Regions from separate parts of the Mus musculus genome. Here regions 1, 3, 4, 5 and 6 are each linked to region 2. A link is a loop called in an ENCODE intact Hi-C map of the cell type or tissue named here. Cell type or tissue: heart. All regions are shown on one strand.

Evidence for each region. Peaks named below come from ENCODE experiments on the same cell type or tissue, not always from the same donor. Only the 100,000 strongest peaks of a DNase experiment are listed, where the experiment ranks them.
Region 1: it touches region 2 in a loop (5-fold over the local background); 16 of 42 quality-filtered maps call a loop at or near these places.
Region 3: it touches region 2 in a loop (5-fold over the local background); 10 of 42 quality-filtered maps call a loop at or near these places.
Region 4: it touches region 2 in a loop (3-fold over the local background); 4 of 42 quality-filtered maps call a loop at or near these places.
Region 5: a loop joins it to region 2, with 2.3 times the contacts of the local background. A loop is called at or near these places in 3 of 42 quality-filtered maps.
Region 6: a loop joins it to region 2, with 4 times the contacts of the local background. A loop is called at or near these places in 4 of 42 quality-filtered maps.

The regions. Positions count from the first base shown.
Region 1 is chr14:17,400,400-17,404,399 of GRCm38, forward strand. The region is part of intron 1 of Gm32121 (a long non-coding RNA gene); the gene reads right to left. Among named protein-coding and RNA genes, the nearest start is that of Gm32121, 5.4 kb to the right of the region's middle. In heart, a CTCF peak has its summit at 2,469 (motif pointing right); no DNase peak of the experiment used is centred here.
Region 2 is chr14:17,656,915-17,660,914 of GRCm38, forward strand. LOC115488350 reads right to left here. Exons shown (of 3, transcript XM_030248233.1): 2 at 3,350-4,000; 3 at 3,002-3,017. The coding sequence ends at 3,374. It also overlaps a transcript of Thrb not described here. Among named protein-coding and RNA genes, the nearest start is that of Thrb, 2.0 kb to the right of the region's middle. In heart, a CTCF peak has its summit at 2,267 (motif pointing right); DNase peaks (open chromatin) are centred at 2,287, 3,267 and 3,967; H3K4me3 peaks cover 1,763 bases; H3K27ac peaks cover 412 bases; H3K27me3 peaks cover 342 bases.
Region 3 is chr14:17,741,615-17,745,614 of GRCm38, forward strand. All of the region lies in intron 1 of Thrb (thyroid hormone receptor beta), which reads left to right. Among named protein-coding and RNA genes, the nearest start is that of Thrb, 83 kb to the left of the region's middle. In heart, no CTCF peak of the experiment used is centred here; a DNase peak (open chromatin) is centred at 1,727.
Region 4 is chr14:18,269,130-18,273,129 of GRCm38, forward strand. Rpl15 (ribosomal protein L15) reads right to left here and starts at 1,857. Exons shown (of 4, transcript NM_025586.3): 1 at 1,830-1,857; 2 at 1,150-1,331; 3 at 778-914; 4 at 1-187. The coding sequence starts at 1,321. Nkiras1 (NFKB inhibitor interacting Ras-like protein 1) reads left to right here and starts at 2,007. Exons shown (of 4, transcript NM_023526.4): 1 at 2,007-2,194. In heart, CTCF peaks have their summits at 1,850 and 2,052; DNase peaks (open chromatin) are centred at 1,192 and 2,002; H3K4me3 peaks cover 3,185 bases; H3K27ac peaks cover 2,325 bases.
Region 5 is chr14:17,781,915-17,785,914 of GRCm38, forward strand. All of the region lies in intron 1 of Thrb (thyroid hormone receptor beta), which reads left to right. Among named protein-coding and RNA genes, the nearest start is that of Thrb, 120 kb to the left of the region's middle. In heart, a CTCF peak has its summit at 2,422; a DNase peak (open chromatin) is centred at 2,707.
Region 6 is chr14:18,282,446-18,286,445 of GRCm38, forward strand. Nkiras1 (NFKB inhibitor interacting Ras-like protein 1) reads left to right here. Exons shown (of 4, transcript NM_023526.4): 4 at 1-1,558. Ube2e1 (ubiquitin-conjugating enzyme E2E 1) reads right to left here. Exons shown (of 6, transcript NM_009455.3): 4 at 2,691-2,823; 5 at 1,829-1,976; 6 at 284-994. The coding sequence ends at 897. Among named protein-coding and RNA genes, the nearest start is that of Nkiras1, 13 kb to the left of the region's middle. In heart, a CTCF peak has its summit at 2,352 (motif pointing left); no DNase peak of the experiment used is centred here.

The sequences.
Region 1 (4,000 bases), 260 kb before region 2:
ATTTATAGATCTAAAAGTGCAGACAAAACTATCAAGTAGACCTCTGCTACAGTCAGAGGGTTTGTGTAGGCCTGTCATTCCAGATTCATCTATTGAAACCCTAGTCCCCAGGGATGGTATTACAAGGGGCCTCTGGACTGTGCTTAGGTCATGAAATCAGAACACTCAAAGAGTCTTTGCAAAATAGGTCCGAGGGAGATCCCATGCCTTCTGAGGTGTATAAAGACAAAGCAAACAGATGTCATCTATGACCACCAGGTTTGTCCTCACCAGACATGGACAGCTACAACTTTGACTTCCCCAGGTCCAAACCTCTGAGAAATACATCTTTGTCTTCATAAAGCACTCAGGATTTCATTACAGCATCCGGGATAGACTGACAGTTTCTCTATATTTGGAGCATTTACACAAACCTGTTATTTTTTAATTCTATTTTTTCTCATTTTTCAGTTTTGATCTTACAGATATAACCTCATGTGGAGTGACTAGTTATGCCTCTATTCAAGTTTGATCTTTAACAATCAGATTAATACTATTAGGTACAGATACTGAACTGATCAGTTTGATTGTTTTTCTTCTAAAAAATCCTGCCTGCTATGAACTCATTATAAGATAATCATAAAATTATCAAAGTAAAACATTTGTAGCATACATTCATCTATCTTCTGGATATACAAAGAAGACTTTGCTACTAATAAACTATGACAAGATGTGTTCTGTGAGTGTTCAAGTGGAGGCAGGATTACGAGTTTATTAAAGTCAGTTTTAAGTGGGCTTTGTAGCAAGTTCCAGCTGAGTTCTCAGTGCTGTCACAAGTGTGGTGACCAAGCAGCCCAGCGAGTGGGTCCACACATCCCACATAAGGGCCTCATGCAAAAAGACCAAATTTAAAGGTACTATTGAAGAATGTTGGTTTAATTGTTGCTCACAAGATGACATTGCATTCTGGTTATGGCTGGAAAGTCTTTATGGTTTTAAGCCAATGCACTGGGAAGAGAAGATCAGAAGCCTTGTGATTTATTTTCTCTCTTCCTAGCTCTGGTCTCAGAAACATCACGACCTTTTTTTGTGCCTTAGGTTTCTCTCATAAGGTAGATGTCTTTTAGTTCTCCCTTTATTATAAAATTCTATTATAACAGGAAACAGAAAACAGGCAGCTTCCTCTCAGCTTTTTCTGCTAAAGAAGCCACAAATTTCTGGAATAGAGCATTGGGAAAATCCATGGTAACCAGCAAAGCAACACACCGTCTGATTGATCCAATTTTACAAGGAACCTCATGATACTTCATTGTTTTTCACCCTGCTCCTAAACATCTTACATACAGGGCTGGAAAGTGAGCACAGCAGTCCAGATAAGGCCAAATCATGTGTCCTGCAATAAGTGTTCACTGCCTGTTGAATCAAAGCATCAAATTGTTTCTCTAACCTACTAGTGATTTTCAAGAATTTCAACTACATTTGTGAGTAGCATAAGCAATATTTAAAAATCACTTTTCAACTGAGAGGTTTAAGCATTTAGTACACATTGCTTAATCAAGCAACTATGCTCAGTTATCCTTTGTGTTGACAAGAAACACTAATGGCATATTGGCATTTGAATACTCAGTTAACCTTGCCAACAAATAAATGTAACTTTCTATTCTGTTTTAATTTGTAATTATCAGTGGGGCTTGAAGATGCATTATGTTGATTTGAAGTGTCATTTTGTTGCTTGTAATTTTGTGTTTGACTTTTACATAGTGGAATGCTTCACTCATCAGGGCAAATGTTTGCCAGATTAGAGTTTTAGAGGAGAAATGAGCCCTTGTTAGCCCAGTAGATACAGTGTGTATTAGGGAAGCAGGAAGCTAAGGAAGAGTATGAGCCATGCTTGCTTGATTCTGTAGAGAAGCCACAGTGATTTTATACAAACTCATGATGCACAGGAAAGCAGGAAAGCTCATGGTCACAGAAATGATGTAGCAAAAAGCAGCACTTCCTTCATTACTGCTGGAGTTCATTAATTCCAAACACCACTCTGTGCTACCTGAGAATAGAAGCCAACCTGCCCGAGTCCCCACCTTCTGAGGTCAGTTCAAGACGTTTCCAAATCCCAATCTTTGTGTTTGTTTGTTTTCTTTTGTTTTGTTTCCTTTTTTAGCATTTTCTACCAAAGCAACTAATGACTTGTATTTTAAAATAATATCCACGTTATTGCTTGTTCTGATTTTCCGTTCTAGATAAAAAAATTTATAACTGTCTGTATTCCAAAGTGGTACTATTAAGCATCTCATAATTAAGTTTAAGAAATGATTTATTGAGCAGAAATGAAATACTTTGGTCAGAAAAGAATTGCAAGCCCATTTTTCTCTTCTACACAACAAATAAAATATACTTAATCACCCAGAAAACGTCAGGGCAATCAACAGTGACCTCAAAACTAAGTTTGTGGAAATGTCTGCTGGGCTTTGACAACAGACTGTGTATTCAGAAGTACCACTAGAGGGCAGGCGAGGAGAAGGAATCTAAGCCTGAGGTTGCTCGGAATGTATGCCTGCTAAGCTACCCCCATCAGGGTCCTCTCCTTTTTCACCATGCAGGTTAGTGCATACCCCTGCAGTGGACTTTCACACATCTGCTCTCTGTCACATGACATATGGCAGTGTCAGCAGGCCTTATTCACTGCTCATAGGACCTGGTCTCCCTTCTGTACAGAAGGAACGTGGGAGAGATGCTCTCAGGATCACAGCTCCCAGGCTCTTTCTTCATAAAAACCAGCGATCAGCTCCTGCTTAGTACTTGAGCAGAGGCTGCTTCTTGAACAGAACCGGGGCCTAGAACACAAGGCCAGTGACACCATCCAAGAATGAGCTTCAGAGCTGGGATGTACATTTGCCTCAATGCCAACTCCAGTGACACCAGAGCACCCGGATGTGGCAAGGGGCACTAATTGTGCCTCCCTCCTCATGGCTGCTGCACTCAGTGGCCACAGGCCAAAGAACTTAATGAGCCACAGATTCCTAGAGATCATTTGAAACACCTTGTAACTGCAATTCTATAATGAATCCAAATGTGTGTGGGGCACACATGTGTGAAATCAATAAATAACATCATGCTGCACTGTGTTGTTGTACTGTCCCACTTGGACACATAGTTCTTGAATCTCTGAATTCAAATACTTTTTTGCCCAGTGCTTAGTTGTGTGAGTTAAAGTAAGTGATTTCAAGTCCTCTATGCTTCAGATTTTATATCTTATAAAATGAGGCTAATACGTTCAGCATGCTATGAGTAGGACCTTTAAAAGACTTTTAAAATTTGATTTGAAATGTGTGTGTGTGTGTAGTGTAGTGTAGTATAATGAAGTGTAGTGTAGGCATATGTGTACATGGTAGCAGGTGCCTAGGGAGTCCAAAAGATGGCATCAGATCCTTTGGAGCTGGAGTTGCAGGTATTGCAGCTGTTGTGGATGCTGGAAATTGACCCTGGTCTTCTGCAAAAACAGCAAGGGCTCTTAACCACTGAGCCACCTAACAACCCCAGAACAGGGTCTTTCAAAACATTCATGGACACTGGGCACAAAAATAGTCTTACAAAAGAGAAGATGAGTAGTCATCTAAAAGTCTCTGAGTACTTTATTATGCTGCCAATTTATAATTTCAAGTTCAGCTCTTCAGTTTTCTCCTCACTCTGGAAAACCAATATATTCCTTCAAAGTCTCAACCATTTCTGTACTTTGCTGCCAAGTCACTGATCCTAGATACCCCTGCCTATTGCTTATGAGCCATGTCTGACTGTGAAGCTTATATCCTCACTAGGTGCTTCTAATTATGCTGACTCTCAAAAGCTTTCAACATCAGCAGGGTGACTCATGAATCTGAACCCACAGTTTCTGAGACTCTCTGTAAACAGGACTCTCTGTAGCCAGTACATGGCTAGCCAGCTAATGGCATTCAACTGTAGTGTCTTATTTATTTAGGAATCCACTGATACCCAGGCCAAAGTAGTCAACCAGACATGAGGA
Region 2 (4,000 bases):
GGTCATGGTCTCCATTCAACAGAACTAGCTTTGAGCCTAGTTAACAGCAACTGAGGATGCCTCCATGTACTTCCTTACTTGTGGTTACTTGCCACTAACTGATGGCCTGAAAGTGAAGATGCAGAAGGAAGGGGCCTTCCAGGTCTCTTTCACACAGTACTATGCCAAAGGTCCAATGCTGGCATGCAAAATAAGCACACATCAAGAAGTGAAATAGAGTGTGCTTTGCTCTGCATTCCCACTGCTCCAGCATGACAAGACACATGCATATATATGATCTGCAATAGTTGCTCAGTGCAATACTCCAGGTGAGTTAAACCCTCATGAACTGTATCACTACAGACATGGCAAAACACATGAATTGTCAAGTGTGCAATGATAATTTAAACCATTTCTTTGTCCTTGTTTGGAATATTAAAAACACACATAAAAATGCCATGACAGTCCCAAAGACAGAATGCAGAAAGCAGGACGTAGCTTTTAATTTTGTACCTCCTTGACAATTTTTCCTAACTTCATTTCTCACATTTGGAGCTAATAAATAATAATGCATTCAGCTACCTTCTAAAGCCAGTCTTACTGGACCCTCCCTCTTCTGGGCTCTTTTTGCTTCCTTGCTTGATCTGATTTGGCAGTTTATAGTCAGCCATTCCCCTTTTGAGGTCCCCATCTGTGGAGTCATTCAACCCCAGGCTGAAGGTACTCCAGACACCCTGCATGTATACTGAGCATGTTCAGTCCTCCTTCCCTTGATGTTAATCCTTTAATACAGTATAATACCTATTTGCATAGCATTTAATCTAGAGGTGAGACACAGGTCAGAGAAGTTAAATGTTGGTTACATGCAAATACTATGCCATTTTACATATGGAGTTAAGTCACCTGCAGATCCCAATAGCTATGGAGGGACACTGGAATGGTACCCCAGAGACACTAAAAGATGACTTTGTGTCTTTCTCACTGCCACCCATTGGTTTTGAAACTGTCATCTTCCCTAAGTGGTCTGTCAAAGGCTGTGGGGGGTGGGGGGAGTTTACAATTTTAGGCCAGAATGCCTGGGACTTTCATATAATGAACGTAACGATTTAGATTCTCCAGGGCTAGGTCTCAGGGCAGAGCAGCAGGCTCCAGAGAAAGCTGTTTGGTTAATGAAATGATTTAATGTTCCACCCCCCTCAGGAAATCTGTCCACAACTCCACAAACCTTCAAGAACTTCCTGTGTCTGAGTTCTTAGAGGATGGCCCCACTCCACACCCAATCCCACATGGCATTCCTTGTCATAACTACCATCTTTGATAACTGGTCAATTCTAATTTGTGCTTTATTTCTCCCACTGGATTCTGATTCACAGGCGCAGTAGGTAGGGACAAAGTGTAGTCATATAAGAAAGCTAAAAAGATAAGCAGTGCTCACAAATGCAGGAATTAAGAGAGAATATTTTTAAAAACACATTTTACCATGTTCAATAAAGATCTATGGCCAGTTGCACTGTGACCCATGCATGCTCTTGTTGGGCTTCATGTTTCATACTCTTTCTTGCCTAATAGTTCTTTAGGAAACAAACAGATGGCTTTCTTCCTTGACTGGAATCATCAGTTTGAAATTCATAGACTGGTCAGGAGGATGGTGTAGGTGAACTGTGATCCTAGGTTCTGAAAATAAGCAACTGTGCATCACAAGCCAGCAAAGATGGCACCTGAGACCCTGTGCTCCCAGGTTAGGATATCTTTTGCTTTCCCAGGAGTTCTCATGACTCTGAGAATTCCCATGACACTGTGTTGTGTAACAGATTCTTATGGTAACCCCTTACCACCACCCCACCAGCTCTGCTCTCTCAATACCCATTCAAATAGAATCCTACCAAATTTCCTGTTGGAGCGTTGCGATTATATAACACTGTTACAACCAGTCTTGTAAGCCGTTTAATACTTTCACTGATTCTCATTTCATAACTTTCCAAGCAAAATGAAATCAGACAAAACCATCTGAACAAAGAAAAGTAATCTTTTGATGTTGTTGTTATAGTTCATTTTTAGTATGTGGTTTTCTTCAGAAAGAATTTAAGAAAAAACATAGCTCAGAATTATACTAGAAGTATAACGTCCAGGGATTCCGGGTTTCCCAGGGGCCTCTTGAATTCCCCTTTCTAACTTATTACAGAGCTGTTCACAAGTCTCCCCCCCCCCCCCCCCCCCCCCCGACCTGGGCCAAGCCAGGCTTTTCCTTGCAGCCACCAGGGGGCTGTCTGGTTAGGAACTGGGTAGGAGAAGCTGCAGCTTTCCTCCAAACCAACCAAAACCTCCCAAGGCAGCTTTGGAGCAAAGCCCAGGAACTCGCCTGCAAAACAACCTTCACTCTAGAGCCGGCAAGTTCTTAGTGAAGCTTCATTCCGGGTGAGGAATAAAACACGGATTTCTTACAAAGAATTCAAAGGGCAGCCGAGTCTGTGCTGGCCGCGGGGAAAGGCAACGTTCTAGCAGCTGCTTTCTCTCCTGAGTCCTGCTTCTGACTCGCCACAGTTGTTAATGCTGTGACAGGAGGTGTGTTGGCCTTTCTTCTTTTTCCTTTCCTGTGGACTGCCCAAATAACACCCCCGGGGGGGCCTTATCACCCGTGGGGAAATCTAGACAACTCTTTAAAATGATCTAGACATCATTCCCTTTTATACCGTGTTACAAGAGTATGTTGAAGAAAGATTTTTCAAGGTATTTTTTTTTAACAGTGTTCATAAGAACATAATTGTATTCGGTCCTTAATCAAAGTAGTTTTGTCGCAATTGTTAACTTCCCATTGGCTGCGAGTTCTCTGAGCACTCTGCGTTTTTCCAATAAAACCTACCTCCAAGGCGTAGCTGGAAGACTGCCTGGGTCATCTGGAACAGCACACTGTCGCCCGCTGTTTTCTCCCAACCTGACCTTCGGAACTTGAGGTATGGACATTTCAGCGCTATGCTTGCAAGTGCAGAACCCTTCCAGGGTGGAGATTATTTTTGTCTTCTGGTTTTGTACTTATATTTCTAGGACAGAGGCGAAATAACGAGGTGTCCCTTTAAACCCTACTTGTAGAACCAACCCGGAACACACTCAGTGAGGTGTTGGGGGGGGGGGGCACTTCTCATTTAGGGCAAGCAAGGCATTGCCCATTGGTGTGGGGGAGCAGAGCGTCCAGAGCCACAGGAGGATCTGAGCGCCCCGTGTTTCCAAGCGCACCACAAGTGGTTTGGGGGCGGAAGGAGGAGCGCGGTGACACCTGCCGCGCCTGTCGGGCGACTCAGGAGGGTTGTGCCCCTGGAGATCCCCTCTATCTCCTGTCATTCATACCCTACCCCACCCCCTGTCACACTCCTACCTCTTCAACTAAAAGAATGATGGCTCAAATGGATCCTCCACGCTCCTGCAGTTGGGTGGGTGGACGCGTGTCCACCAGACCCGCAGCTACGTGACCCCGGGGGAGGGTGGCGCACAAGGCGCCGTTACCGCAGAGTCGTAGCGGGGGACATTTGCACATAAGCGGCAGGTGCGCAGGGCACTCGAGTGGAGGGTTGCTCGGGCAGTGGCAGGGAGCACAGCCCGGAAGCCATTTCGTCTCTGATACTCTGGCGGAGCCAGGGTGGCCTGAGCCTGCCGCAGCTGCTGGGAGAATCGAACAGGCTAGAGGACCAGAGGGGAAGAACGGTCGGCGGTTCGCCAGCGGCGGAGGAGCTGACACCCTAGTCCCTAGTAAGGCTACCGCGCTGGGTCCTCCGGAGTCGGAGACTCCGGCCCTGCACCTCGCCGCCCGCGCAGGTCGCGGCAGAGAGGTCGCCGGTGTCCTGGGACCCACGCTGCGCCCCTCAGCGTCGGCGCCGGAGGAGAGTTGACAGGTCAAGGGAATAGGGCTCGCTCGGGAGCCCGCGCAGTACTGGACCCCGTGGCGGAGGGGGCGGAGCGGGGAGGAGACTGCGGCTCGGCCGAGCACGGCGCAGCCTTGGGCGGGCGGCCGGCCGGCGTGACGCGGCGG
Region 3 (4,000 bases), 85 kb after region 2:
TCCCTGGGCCACACCACCAGCAAATTAGTGTGATCAGAGAGAGCCAGCCAGCACAAGGGGTCAAGGAATACTGCAGTTTACTGGAATTTGGAAATTGAATGATGCTGTCTTTAAGACCGCCTGTCTCTTGGCAGGAAGTTAGGTGGCAGAGGGGACAGGCCTGACAGCATTGGTACAAAAACAAAAAAGTCTTTCTAATAGTAGTGATAGTTACAATGACTGTAGCACTATAGCAATTGTGATGGTTAATAATGAAACCAGTAAATAACCAAGGACTGTTTCACCTTCTATGTCATGACAAAATTCATGAACATGGTCATGAAAGAAAAGAATCAAGACTTGGGGTTCAGCACAGGGGAGATGGTTCACTGGCCAAAGTGATTAGCCCACAAGTGTGAAGACCAGAGTTCAGATCTCTAGAAACCCACATAAACACTGGATGGGTGTGGCAGCTGGCCTGCATCTCCAGCCCATAAAGATGGAGAGATGGAATCCCTGAGCAAGCTGGATAACAAGACTAGCCATAGAGTAGGCTATGAGCAAAATGGAGAGAAGTAAAAGGAAAAGTGGTAGTTAGAATGGTTATAACTGACAACCTTGGGAACACACACACACACACACACACACACACACACACACACAAATAATAATAAGAGAGAGAAAAAAACAGAAAAGATGAGAACAGATGCAACAGAGCCACAGAAAGCCATGAGTTTGGAAGATGTCTCTTCAATGTTACATTTGCAGTTCCTGTCACAGACCTTACAACTCAGCGAGAGTTGCTCCCTTCTCTCCTGTGGGTATTATTTGTCTTTGGCTAATAGTTTCAGTGTAGTCATTTTTATAGCCCTGTATATTATCAAATGGGTTTTTATTGCTCAATCTATTTACTCCCTTTCTCAACCTATTGCATTCATCCTGCCTTTAGAGGCCAAGTGTAAACTGAAATGTAGATAAAAGAGATGGTGCTTTTTTTTTTTTTTCTAAAAATCCCATTTGTGTTTTTCCTTCTCGTGTTAAGTTATGAATTCAGTAATTGGTAGTTAATTAGATATAAGTGCTGTGCTCCCAGACATCCTGGGTTATTCATGTCTCTGCATACATCTTCATCTGCCCTTCATTTTTCAAACACCAGACCTATAATTATGCCAGAAGCCATCTAAGCCAGAGAATATTTTGCATTTCCTTATTGCTACCTACAGAGATTAAGGTTGCAGAAAATGTTGGACTTGAAAAACAAATTTTAACCCCATTTTTGTGGACAACTCAGTAAGACAAAATTAGAGGTATCTGAATCACAGATTTCAAAATTTATTGAAACACGTCTAAATCATGTAAGCTGTCTGTTGGCTCGAGTGCTGACCTTGCAGATCACATAGATCTAAGATTTAAAATGAAGATGGCCTTGTTTGCACAGGCCTGACGCCTATCCTCACTTCTCTGCCAAGTTTTTGCCTGTGTAGCATGCTTCTGTCTATGTACCAAACTCTTCTGCTACTGCCCTGAGTATTTGTCATAAGCTTCTAGAGTGTTCCTTTATATCTCCGTTGCATGTTGCTTTAGGGTCAGTGTTCCTGCACAGATTCATTGGCAGACTAACTCCGTACATGTGCCTGGGGTAGGAAGACAGATACATTTTGTTTTGTATGAAAAAAAAAATCTTGGCTCAAGGATTGTGTTGAAAACGCCTGTCTTTGTTTACAGCCAAGTGTTAATCTTTCTAAAAATGTTCCTCACCCTGAAGGACAGCCAAAAGGCAGTACCCTATTAGAACCTTGGGTTCAGATTGCAAATGTGTTTGGCTAGCTCTCTGTTGAGGTTCAAATTTGCTTGGAATTATTTTAAATATTTGTGTGGAAGTGCTGATATTTACTAGCTCGCTGCTGATAAGCACCCACTAATGAATACCTTGGCTGACGGCTCTTAGTTCTCGGGCTCCTGTAAGCACCAAGCAAATGTAATTTGTTCCAGTGAAGGACTTTGTCCCAGAAGCTGTCTGCCTTAGGACTAGAAAGGAATTGAGGCTGATTTTTAGATTCACATTTGGTTCTTTCAGTAGAAGAACTGGAAAGTTCTTGGGAAGTAACTCACATACTATGCTCCCTCAATCTTTTTCCTTTTGTAGTTTCTGTTTCCAGATGACTTTTGTTTAAACTGGAGACACGCTGGGTGATACAGGGAAGTGCCCATGTAGGAATGGGGCTGCCTGGGACTGTCATATTTAGCTCATGCTCTGGACAAGTTGAGTGATTTCTCTAATGCTGGTGCAATGAATGTGGAAGTGAAAAGCACGGTCATTTGTAAACCATTTTCCAGCTAGAAGAATGTGTGGGTGTGAAGCTCTGTCACAAGATGCTAGGCTAGCATCACACAGACTCTCTCCCAACCCCTTTGCCTGCCAGTTTTGCTCTCTGCATGTTTCAAGCTCAATGTTGACAAAATGTTATGTTTATTTAGAAGTCATTTTTAACAATCAAGGTTTGAGTTGCCCATCCTTTCCTTCTTCCATGTTTCTTTGCCCCACTCCAATCTACTTTTTGAAAAATAAGGGTTAATTATTCATATTTATCACACACTATTTTTTTAGTCAATTCTTCTATGCATTCCAATATAAGCAGCTATCATAAAAAATACCCTTGGCTCTGTTGATTTTTTTTCTGGAGAAACTACTGTGATTTACAGCACCTTGGACACTCGAGGGGGCAATTCTTTGGTCTGTTCTACCAGTAGAAAAATTATTATCTGTATGTTATTGGAACTGGCCTTATCAGCAGTGATTTTGTAAAACCTGGTGGGTTAAGCTCCCCTTAGAACAATGCTCCCCACCCACCATCCAGGACTGTGTGAGGTCAATTCTTTATAAAACAGACTTGCAAAGGGGCTGTAATTATGCATGTGTGAAAGGGTCCTCTCTACCGCAGATGTGAATACTGCCAAGGAGACTACAAGGACTATGTATGTGTTTCTATGGCTTAGGTCTTATGTGGTGCTATGTGCCTAAAGATGAGAGAACGAAGGAGATAGGAACATGTGTCTAGGCACCTGCTGATGACCCACAGCATTTTATGGGTTTGGTTGCAGAAACTTAAGATTCAATTTTTAAGCACCTGCAAGGTTAAGTTACAAATCTCATTGATGAGACTTGTATGGACTACTTTGAGTAGTGGATGGTATTTCAACCTAAACTTCATCCTTTTTCCTTTGCAAACCCAGTGCTCACAATCTTCCAGAACACCACCTTTTTGCTTTCAGGTCTTACTCTACTTAAAAATTGATCGAAGCTTGCCTTAAATGATATTAGCAAAACTTGTTTTAAAATGTGTTGTTAGCCTACTGATTCATGAGCACAGGAGGTCTATGTATCTTCTGATATCTTCCTCAATTTCTTTCTTCAGAGACTTGAAGTTCTTGCCATACAGGTCTTTCACTTGCTTGGTTAGCTTTACACCAAGATATTTTATATTATTTGTGGCTATTGTAAAGGGTACTATTTCCCTAAATTCTTTCTCAGCCTGTTTATCATTTGTATAATGGAGGGCTACTGGTTATTTTTTGAGTTATTTTATATCCAGTCACTTTGCTGAAGGTGTTTATCAGCTGTAGAAGTTCTCTAGTAAAATTTTTGGGTCACCTATGTACACTCTTATAGCAGCTGTGAATAATGATACTTTGACTTCTTCCTTTCCAATTTGTATCCCTTTGATCTCCTGTAATTGTGTTCTTGTTCTGGCTAAAATTTCAAGTACTACATTGAATAGATATGGAGAGAGTAGACACCCTTGTCTTTTTCCTGATTTTAGTGGAATTGCTTTAAATTTCTCACCATTTGATTTGATGTTGGCTATTGGCTTACTTAGTGGATATTGCCTTTATTGTGTTTAGGTATGTACCTTGTATCCCTGATTTCTCCTTTTATCATAAAGGAGTACTGGATTTTGTCAAAGACTTTTCCAGCATCTAATAAGATCATCATGTGTTTTTTTTCTTTCACTTTATTTAT
Region 4 (4,000 bases), 610 kb after region 2:
ATGTCAGCCCACGCATTTCTCTGTGTTTGTGGACTGGTTTGGTGATCCACTGGGTGTCAGGATTTCTTCTGATAGCTTTATGGAACGGATCAATGAGGATAACCTCAAAAAATTTATATGTGGAATCTTCACCAACCCAGTAGGAATTCAGGACTCTCAAAGCCCCACAATGGCGCCCAGCTCTCTCCTAAAATATGCAGAGAAAGACCAGTCAGTTTCCTGTAAACTAGACAAAAATCCTTCTAACTCTGGGTCATGAGACTGAAGCAGGCCAGGTCCCCACACACCTTAAGAATTAGACTAGCTTAAATGACAGACATGTAGACAAAAGCACATAACTTTTTTTCTCCCTAAAAACCAGACATGAAATTGAGTGCTGTCCTAGTCCCCTTCAGCAATAGGGATCAAGCCCATAACCCTATACATTAATTCAACAAATGAAAAAAAAAGTTCTAGCTTGTGGAAAGGGGGCTCCTACAACCATTTATCAACCTAAGAGTAACTGATCACAGAATATTAGCAATGTAAATAAAACAGAATGGCCCAAAATTTTACAGTCTTCCAAAAGCATAGGGTCTGTAGAAACTAGTCCAGAAACCCAAACCCCTTTCCGCACATCCTCAAGCAAAACAGTAACAATGAGTACCGATAGTGACTAAGTACAAAACAACTCCATCCCCACCTTATACCGAGGGAAACTCCACCGGCTTCCCCGTTTCTTCCTAGCCCACCATTCCTAATGGGTTGTCAAGACAATCGATACTCCCAACAACTCACCTCAGCAACAGACTGAAGGCTTCGGGCAAATTTCAGCTGGTTAACACCATGGTGGACAGGCTTGCCGTAAGTTGCACCCTTAGGAACTGGGCGTTTACGACCACCACGGCGGACACGAATCCTGTAAATGACATAGCCTACACAAACAAACAAAACAACCCAACCACCAATACGTTAGACTAAGTTAAGACTTTCCAATGCTTCCTTTTAATTACAAAGATAGACTATGTAGACTAAAGTATATCTGTAACCTATATCACATTTAGCATAGCTAAATCAGGCAGGTTTTTTGGGGGGGGGGGCACTTCCAAACTGAGGCCCGCCGACTTTTCTGGGAGTGTTATAGACCACCCACATCGTGACCTCACGCACCTTGCTTAGCCTTGTATCCCAGTCTTCGAGCTTTATCAGGCCGGGTGGGGCGGGGAGCCCTGTGCAGCGCAGAGAGCTGGCGGTATTGCCAACAGCGGACCCTCAGAAGAAAGCGCATCACGTCGGACTGCTTCTTCCTCCATAGCTCCTGGATGTACTTGTATGCACCCATCTTGGCTCACCTTTTGAGAGGAAGAAGCAAATCGAAAGAGCGATCGCTGTCAAGGACATTGACTACGGCCTCTCCATCCTTCCTGGAGCCCCACCGTCCACCGGGAATGAGAAGGGCTCTGCAGAGGCAGCAAGGCGCAGGGCCGGCTGGGCGGGACTGACTATTCCATACTCCCGGAGGCCGCCAGAACTGGCAGCAGGGTTATAACCGCCACCGCGAGTAAGACCAGGAGAGCTTCGTCCCACCCGGGCGGCCTGATGAGAGGCAAGCCGAGGCCACGCTTCCATCCCACGCCTCCTTCAGTCCCCGGCCCAGCTCGGATCCTGCCGCCATTGCGTCTCTCAAGCCTCCCGGACGGCGGCGTATTCGTACCCTCTCCACCCCGTATCCTCACTAGGCGCTCGTGCGAGGCAGAAACTCCGAGGCCGTAGGGTCGCCGGGGTCGGATGGCTGAAGACTAGCGCGATTCGCGACGGATAGACACACAAACACCACCCCGCCGCCCTACCTGATGGCTGCCGCCAGAGGAAAGGAAGAAGGCTTTCTCCCACAATCCCTTTTGTGGCTCCTCCTCCCACCCCGGCGACCCTCCTTCCGGTGGGGCATTGTAGCCGCACTGTGCCTCTTGGGGCTTGTAGTCCCGACATCCAACCTGGTGGGCGGAGTCAGGCTGGGACAGCCCGCCGCTTCCGGATGCTCTCCCAAGCTCTCAGCAGTGCTCCTGAGCTGCCAAGGCTGCGGAAAGTGAGAGGCGGCGAGTTTGCTTACGTCACGTCAAGGGGCCGGAGGAAGCAGGTCGGGGACCGGCTCCAGAGGGACGCCTTCGGACCGCGGTGACCTGCGTGCTGCTGTCTCACTGCCCTGCAGTGTCAGGTTGGTGTTTCCACCGGCGCCTCGCTCCGTGATCTCGGAGCACAGTGACCGCAGGACGGCCGTGACTTGGTCGTAGGCGAAGTGGTACGCGTGGACCTTGCGTGTCCTTAAGGCCGGCCAGGGACTTTGGACTTGCGCGAACCAGGCTAGTGGGTGGACTGTGGTGCCCGTCCCCCTCTGAATTTTCCGAGGTGCCCGGGGACTTGATTTTATAGGCGTTTTTAGGATAGCAAATTGTTCATTTGCCATGACCCGTTTCAGGAAGAAATGCTGGCATTCTGCACTGCGTTCTTTATTGAGAAGTAATGGTGTATTGGAGTTTTTGTAGTTCCAGAATTTTCTATTTTCATACAGTTGTGTGGTTTTAATAAACTACGCTTGTTTGTGGCAAAGGTTTTGGGAATCATGTTTACCTTTTCCATCAATCTGTGGCTCTTCTTATCTTTTAGAATAAATGGCAGCTTTAGCATTTTAAGAGTCCTCACCTGTCCTATTTAAAAATTCAACAGATGTATTGCTTAATATGCGTGGAGCTCAGTCTCAGCTGCTGGTGATGCAGCTCAGACAACATACAAGTTCTAGCCTTGGGAGCAAGCGTTAACACTATGCTATGTATTGCTTTTGATGCCAAGTGTAAAGGACACACATTGAAGGAGTGGAGGGGTATTGAGCGGTACAGTGTCTCAGCGTCCTGGCAAGTGGAGCCTGGACGAGGTGGGGTTGGGGTGCGGGGGGGGGGGGGGAGGGGCAGTAACTGACTTTTTTCTCTTTTAAGCACATCTGGTGGAGCTTGCAAGTTAGCATGGAGTGAAGGATATGAATTCTTTTAGGACAGTCTTCAAAAATTTTTTAACGTTTATTTTTAGGCTATGTGTGTTTATTTATGTGTGTTTACTTGGATGTATGTTTGTGCACGACCACCTTTGTACCTGGGGCCCACTGAGGTAGGTGGAAGTGGTTGAAAACTTCCATGTAGGTGCTAGGAACTGAACCCTGGGGGCTCTGCAAGAGCCGCCAGTGTTCTAATTGCTGAGCCTCCTGGATGATTTTTTTTTTTTTAATAATGCTGAAGAATAAATTACAAGTCTGTGAGTGTAGTTCAGTAGTAATGTGTTTCATTGATGTGCAGAGACACCATGACCAGGACAACTTTTATAAAGGAAAACATTTACTTTGGGGCTGGCTTACAGTTTCAGAGGTTTAGTCCATTATTATCATAGCAGGAAACATGGCAGCATGCAGGCAAACATGGTGCTGGAGAAGGAGCTGAGAGCTCTACATCTTGATCTACAGGCAGCAAAGAGAGGTGTGCCTCACTGGGCATAGTTTGAGCATGGTAGATCTCAAAGCCCACCCCCACCCCACAGTGACACTCTTCCTCTAACAAGGCCTTACCTCCTTTTTTTTTTTTTTTTTTTTTTTTCCATTTTTTATTAGGTATTTAGCTCATTTACATTTCCAATGCTATACCAAAAGTCCCCCTTACCCACCCACCCCCACTCCCCTACCCACCCACTCCCCCCCTTTGGCCCTGGCGTTCCCCTGTACCGGGGCACACAAAGTCTGCGTGTCCAATGGGCCTCTCTTTCCAGTGATGGCCGACTAGGCCATCTTTTGATACATATGCAGCTAGAGTCAAGAGCTCAGGGGTACTGGTTAGTTCATAATGTTGTTCCACCTATAGGGTTGAAGATCCCTTTAGCTCCTTGGGTACTTTCTCTAGCTCCTCCATTGGGAGCCCTGTGATCCATCCATTAGCTGACTGTGAGCATCCACTTCTGTGTTTGCTAGGCCCCGGCATAGTCT
Region 5 (4,000 bases), 120 kb after region 2:
CAAAGTATCACTGACACAGTGTGCTAGGCATCACCTTCTGTGTGCTCCAGACCAAACTGTTCTTCCAGTGTGTGGGTGGGGGTGAAGTGGGGTGGGGTCAATCTAGATTCTTTAAGGATCTTAGCTTCTTGGTGCCGAGTGCATCTAATGTCCTGTACTTGCCACTTCTTCCTTATAACTGAGCCCCAGGCATATGTTTCTAATTCCAGTGTTTAGTCCTTAGCCCCATGTGACCCGGTGATAATCAGTTACCCATGTGTTCCTCACTTGTTATTCTGGCTTTTGTTCATTGTTGCCCATACAGATTTATTGGTATCCCAGACATCGTTAAGACGTGACTTAGTGCAATCTAGTTGTATTTCAGAGAGAGTCCCATGGAGTAGCTAGTCTGCCTGGTCCAAGAGAGGCTTTTCAGAGTGTATTGCAGGCACTGTATTCTTGTTCTGAACGAAAGAACACAAAGAAAAACTTGGCCACTGTCTCTCAGCTCTATGACATGAACATGACCAAGGTGACCACAGAGCCAAAGGCTAGTCAACCAGATTACACAGCAACCTGAACCCCCAAGCTTGATGTTGATTTGCACCCTTTGAGGAAAGTTCCCAATTGGTTGCTACGTAAGAGACCATAGCATCTCCCTGGCCACAGGTATCAACCTAAGAGCAATCCATATTTAACATTTGAACATCTTTTTCTATTCCTTACTCTAAATTAACTGGTTTTTTAATACCATTTCCTGGCCTTTACAGCCTCTCAGAGCATGTCCAGTATGTGGTCACACCCTCTTCAGTGTATTCTTGACATCAGTCCTCACTTTTTTACTTGCATGGAATTTCGCCATGCCCATCTCCCAGTGAATGAAAGTCCTTAAAGGTGAGGATTCTACCTTCAGAGTCAATATTACATCCTTAGCCCCTCTCCTGCCCCTAATGTGCCACTGGCACATTTGGAAGGATCATGAATGTTTAAGTGTTGGTTGGCATTATTTCAAGAAAGCAGCTGTGATATAGTCACAACAGCTGTGCATGTGAAAGGAGAAACCCCCATGAGCAGAGACACAAAGGACACGGGATATCTCACTCCTTGAAGTGGTCAAAATCCACCTTCCTGGAAAGTGTGCAAAGACAGGTACAGAGAGTGAACAGTGAGGGTTGGATCTTGAAGACTTCTTCATTGCTACTTCCCCACCATGGTTGCCCTAACATGGAACAAAGGTGAACTGGGAGTATTTGGGGGCCCTAACTCTCTGCTAGGACTCATGTTTCTGCCTATGCCTCCCTGTAGGTACAGTGAAGCTACAAGCAGAGCAAGTGGAGCATGCTTTATGACAGGGACTAAGTTAACTCTCATCAGATATAGCTAAGATGTCTATACAACTAACACAGCACAGTCTACTTCCAAAAATAGTGGTAAGGTGATCCTTGGGGAGTGCATTAGAGGTGATCTAGTTTTCTAAGACAAGTTCCAATTTCAAATACTTCATCCCAAGGTATTTTAAAAATGTTTCTATTTGCCTTTTTTATTTGTTTGGGGTTTTTGGAGGGCATGAGTATACTTCAGTGTACAAACATATATCTAGCCTACCTGATCAACATTGTATAATCCCAAATAAACAAGTAATTCTGACTTTTTAAATGCAGTACATGGGATTTTGGCCACTAAATTTGATCGATAGCAAACTACCTGCCTTAGAATATCCTGTTTTCTTCTCTTTCTTACAAGGTGTCTTAGTCAGGGTTTCTATTCCTGTACAAACATCATGACCAAGAAGCAAGTTGGGGAGGAAAGGGTTTATTCGGCTTACACTTCCATACTGCTGTTCATCACCAAAGGAAGTCAGGACTGGACCTCAAGCAGGTCAGAAAGCAGGAGCTGATGCAGAAGCCATGGAGGAATGTTGTTTACTGGCTTGCTTCCCCTGGCTTGCTCAACCTGCTCTCTCATAGAACCAAGACTACCAGCCCAAAGATGATCCCACCCACAAGGGGCCTTTCCCCCTTGATCACTAATTGAGAAAATGCCTTACAGTTGGATCTCATGGAGGCATTTCCTCAACTGAAGCTCCTTTCTCTGTGATAATTCAAACTGTGTCAAGTTGACACAAAACTAGCCAGTACACACATCTAACAAAAGGTATTTGATATTTCTTTTATATTACTTGGAAAATAGAATAAAACTAGAGATGAGAAGAAAAAATAAGAGTATTTATCATTTGTTTTCAGAAGTAAAACTTTAGAGAAATATAAAATATATCATTTGATGAGACTTTTACAAACACGAACACCAGGTGATCTGTGAATGTTTGAAGTTCAAACTCTTAATAAAATTAGAGTTTTGAAGAAGAGCAAGTTGACTTTTCTAACTGATTCTGTCCTACGGGTGATTGATGTTCTTGTTTACAGCTGTTGTATTTGTGCTTCCCAAAGTAACCACACAGTTACAGCAGTGAGCTGTTAATAGACTTGCTCTTTATCAAGAATCTTATCTACAGCCCAAGTTTCCCGACTGAATTGTGCAGGGCCCTTACAAAGCAGCCATGTCATTAAGGTAGGTGAAGCAGTTCTAGTCTGTCAGAAAGTTCTAGTTTGTTTGTTTTTGTAAAGTCTGGTGACATCGAGTTGGCATTAATCATTTCCTTTCTGCAGTCTGTGAGCTTCCAAACAGAGGGAGTGTCCAAACTGCACTCTATCTGGTCCTGCCCACTGCCGAGCTCTTCCAAGTTTGTAGAGGGTGGACTTTGTGCATATGTGCTTTGCTGGACTAGTGCACCCTTTCAAGTAACTGCTCCCAAAGACGGTAGGGACCTGCACTCTTGTATAGCCAAGGATTCTGCTTGTAAACAGTAGGCTTAGAAATATGTTCCAAAATGTCATGAAATCCTTCAGAAGTGGTGCTATCAGGAAAAGTAGGGCTGGAGATAAGGTGGGAGGTAAGGAGGGTGGTGGGGGAGGATATGGTCAAAGTACATTGTCTGCATGCAGGAAAAGGTCACAGTGGCGACACCCAGAATTTTGTACAATTTATATGCACTAAAATGGCATTTCTAGTAAATGCTACATTTAAAAAAAAGAGTATGTTTCTAGATGAAGCAGTTTACATGAGCAGTGAATTTTGCTTTTTTGGCTTATTCTGTACATATCTGGAAATACCATAGTCATGAGAAATATTTTTTAATTAATATTCTGCTACAGAAATCTAATTGTTTATATGTATAGATGTTTCTATATTTTGAGCACTGCTTTTGTTATTGTGATACATTTTTCAGTGAAAAATTGTGTTATCTGCTTACTTGTTCATTCTCTAAAACAAAGCTACACCTTAAGGGATTTATTTATTCATCTAAACACTTGCTTGTGCAAATAAGTGTGAGCATTCACTTCTTTCCAGTGTAGGCATGTCTTAAGAAGAGAGTTCTGAGGACATATTTTCCTCAGGTGCTTGTCTGACGTGAGTCCCTTCCTTCCCATAAAGAGTGGCACAAGTAACCTAAAGTGCTATTTCTTACTTTCAGACGAATAATGAAGCAGAAAGGCTTACGACCCTGGGCTCAGCCCTGGGTTTGAATTGTTATTCACATTCTTTACCTTTCAAAGTCCATTTCCTAGCCTGTGAATGGAAAGTATCAGTATTGACTTCATGGAACAGTGTCAAGGTCAAAAGTCACATGTGGGTGATTCTTACCAGCTCCCGGACCCCACTGCACACAGCTGTTATTCCTAATCTGAGCAGTGCCTGGCACACAGTGGAGATCTGGGAAATGTGTTTTCCTTCTTTCCTGAACTGCTGTCTTCCTCTCTTAGGTCAGCACCATTACACTGTCATTCTGTCAGTAGGTAGTGTGCTAGAAGATAGACCATCTCTGTCATATCTGACTGCATCCCAGGCTGACATGTCTGTACACCCAGAGAGCAGCACCTCAGTGCCATTGCCAAGCTACTCTTGTTCCTTCTGGCGTGTTTCTACTGCTGTATGCTTTGTTAATACTGCTCTGCTAATACAT
Region 6 (4,000 bases), 630 kb after region 2:
AGATGGCTCAGGGGTTAAGAGCACTGACTACTTCTTCCAGAGGTCCTGAGTTCAATGGCCAGCAACCACAACCATCTTTAAAGGATCTGATGCCCTCTTCTGGTGTGTCTGAAGACAGCTACAGTATCTTTATTTATACACATAAATAAAGTCATAAAAAGACATCTCCAAAATGTGCTGTGTAAGTATCAGCTCTGGCATATATTAAGTGATAAGTATTCCTTAACCTGCTTTCAGAAGCAAAGACTGCAGAGAGGAAATGAACACAGCAGGGTCAGTAGTTGTTCTTAATATTGTTTATTAGCACAAATGCAGACGTAAGAAGTCTAAACCAATTGACTGAACAATTCCTATTCCACACTTACAGTTAACAGCTTAAGGTATTTCACTACAGGTTTCCACAAATTGTGATTCAACCCTTGAAGTAATTTGCATATAAGATAAAATACATTAACTACATGGTGTCTTGTAGCCAGGTGTCCATTTTACATATACGAGGTAACAAACTCATCTTTGCAAACTTGTTAAATACCATTGTTTCCTTTTAAGAAGGAAAAACAAATTCCATTTTTTTTGAACAAGAAAATAGGACTTTACATAAATGACATGTACCTATACAAATTTAAGCTGATCAATGGAACACAAGTATCTACACATGCTTTCTTTTGTACTAAAAGTCAGCTAATCTTGCAAAGTTTCAGCTCTAAAAGTCGCTATTACCAGTTTGTCTACTGTAGCAAGATACCTTAAGTTACAACAAAATCCTGGGAAGTAAGACTGAATAATATCTGATATAGAAATAGCCTACTCTTTACCAACTCCCACCCCCACCCTTTCAAAATCATAAGCAGCTCTCTTCTGTGACAGACAAGTCATGTAAGAACTGAAAACCCAGTTTATGTAGCGTATCTCTTGGTCCACTGTCTGGCCATTCTGTCGTGTTCTGCTCTGTTGGTCATGTACTGAGTGGCAATACTTCCCACCAAAGGGTCAGCTGGAAGAAAAACATGTATGTTACTTTGGAGAAAGAAAATCAGATACTTTGCCCATGTCTGAAACACTCACTGTCAGAAGGTGTTTTCTTCTAATCTTTAAAAACAGTTTTTAAAAAGGTTTATTTTATGTTTTTGGGTACTCTGTTTGCAGGTTATGGATGTGGGCCCCTAGTGGGTGCTGGAAGCTGAACCCCTCTGCAAGAACACTTGCTCTTCAGCTGGGCCACTGTTTTAGCCCTTCATCTAATCTTATCTAGAAGGGTGGGAGGAGTGGCCTTGGCTTCATTTTCTTATTCTACTTTAGTTCTCTCTCAACAAGTGACACTCTTTGTTCTCCATGTGTATGACCAAGGCTCCAAGACCAACTTTGTTCAACCAATTAGAGCTGTAGATATTGGGAAGTCTCTCTGGCTGGTGCAATTGGCAGTATCTATTGTATAATGTATACCTAGAAAAGGCCAAAAACCCAGACTTCCAAATAAATGTGTTTCTCTGAAAATGGAATGCCTAGTTAAATTTGTATATTTAAGCAGAAAAATAAATAATTTCTTTCTTTTTAAAAACAATTAGTCCCAATAAGATTACAATTCTGAAATTACCAAGTGCAGAAAAATACCTCTTTCTAAAGTGAGCACTGGCTGTGGTCAAGTGCTCAGTGAATCCTCATCAAAACTGGCAGCAGAGCTGCACCCAGCCTTAGTGAGCTCAGAGTAGCTGCCTTTTCCAACTAGTGCACTAAACAATTGATTAAAATGTCCTTTAATGGTCTTAGCTTATGTGGAAAACAAGAAACATTTAGTAAGAAATACAGTGCAGATGACTATTCGTCTTACCAGGATTGCAGTCTGTAAGGAGTGAGCAGATAGAAAGGAGGACTTTCGAGATGGTTAGGGCTGGGCTCCAGTTGTCTTTCAATATGTCCAAGCAAATAACTCCTTGGCTATTAATATTACAGTGATAAATTCTTGTACGAAATGTAACCTAAAAATAAGGCAGTTGTCAAGCAGCATTCATGTAGGAGGCATTATGACATTTCAGGTAGACGCTGTTGAAGTGAGGCCACACTCAATTCTCCATCTCATTTTACAGCAGTACCCACTGCCAGATACTTCTTTACATTTTTTCTTTTCTTTTTTTTTTTTTTGTTGGTTTTTTTTTTTTTTCATTTTTTCTTTTCTTGATCAGGCTAGTCTGGTACCATATATCCCAAAGTAGCTGCAAATTTTTGATCCCTCTGCCTGCTTCTGTTTCCAGATATGTGCTACTAGTAACATCTGGCTTAATTTTAATGTTCTAAATATGACTATGTCTTAAGTTTGGATTGTTAGTTGTTTGCTGACCTCTTGTGTTAGCTGGAAGTAATACACTGCTTCGGAGTGTGCGTAAAATCTAACAAGCTAGACAATAACTAGCACAGTTTTAAGCATTTACATCTAGAAATGCCTATTGCCTACTGAGGAGCCAACCCAACCAACAGTCATCACATTCACTTAAAACTGGCAAACAATACACAGAAGGAAGCTGAGCTCTTCTGCCACACAGATCTAGACTGTACCGCAGTACACACAGCTGTTACTAACATGCTTTAACAGGACAGCAGCACACAAATGGAAGACTCTAGCTTTTGTGATTACAATGAAAACTTGATCTCTCTCAAGGAACAGTTAATGTCAGGAGACACTGGAGACTCCTTACCTTTGGAGGCTTGAAAGGATACTCTGGTGTAAAAGTAATGTCAAGGAAGAATACTCCACCTTCATACACAGACCCTGGAGGACCCAGAATGGTTGATCTCCACTCATAGATGTTGTCACCCTTGGGACCAGCACTGTGAAATAATACAGGAGCAGATAAAGACATGGTGACATTGCATCAGAAAAGGGAAAAAAACCCTCCCCTTATCCTTTTGGTTTAATGTCTGGGTTCTCTTCATAAAGAATATGGTAGTGAGCCAGGACAGAAGAACACCAGACCCATTCTAAACACTCTAGCTGCAGCTAGACATGAACTTTCTTCAACTCTCAAGCGTAAGGTAAACATCAATTAAAGATTCGTTTCTTAGAATATAAGCCGCTGACTATTATGATTCAAAGAAACTCAGGGCAAATCTCAGTACCTGTGGCTTCTCCAAACACTTCTCACCCAGGCCAGGGTGAGACCTGGGGACAGGGCTTCTGCTTCCCTTCCCCCACCTTCTCTTCATTGTACTGCTCAGCTATTTTGACTATGGCTCTCTTGGTCCACACCGCAATCTTGAGCTCTTGTTTCACTCTTGGTCAGCTTGCCCCACCCCCCTTTTCTTGTCCTCCCCATCCCCATGCCCAATAACTCCATTCAGTCTGTTAGCTTGGCTCAGTCTGGACTCTCCCAATGTCTCTGCCTGTTCTCCCCTTTATCTACAATAAAATCTAACCATACCTAGGAGTGATCATGTCCTCATTTTTCATTCAGTGACAAGTTTTCTCATTGCTGCATCATTTCTGGTAAATAACAAGAATTTTTGCCCTAACTAAAGTACTTGGCAGAGTTTTAAACTCCACACTGACATAAAGACATACAACATTTGACTTCCAGCCAGCCTACACACACACACACACACACACACACACACACACACACACACACACTTGCTTTAGCTAGAAGATCTTCTGGCCCTCTGAGACAGAGTAGCTCAAACTGTCTTCAAAGTCACTCAGCCCTCACAAATGCTGGGTCATGGGTAATTCCAAGTTGGTGCCTATACTTCCTACCTTATAAAAATTAGTGAGTGAGAGAGGCGAATGTCAATGATGTAATCAGTTTTCACTTCAGTGTTAAACTAAACACGAACTTTCATTAGCCATTAACCAAACCCCATTCTTGTTAAATACAATATACTTGGTTGTACCCTTACTCGGCTATACCATCCTTCTAAAATATTGCATTGGCTTCCAGAGTGCTCTGTATTCAAGTACCTTAGCAACAGCAGTAAAACTTGCACTCCGATTCTAAGACCTATAGAGTAG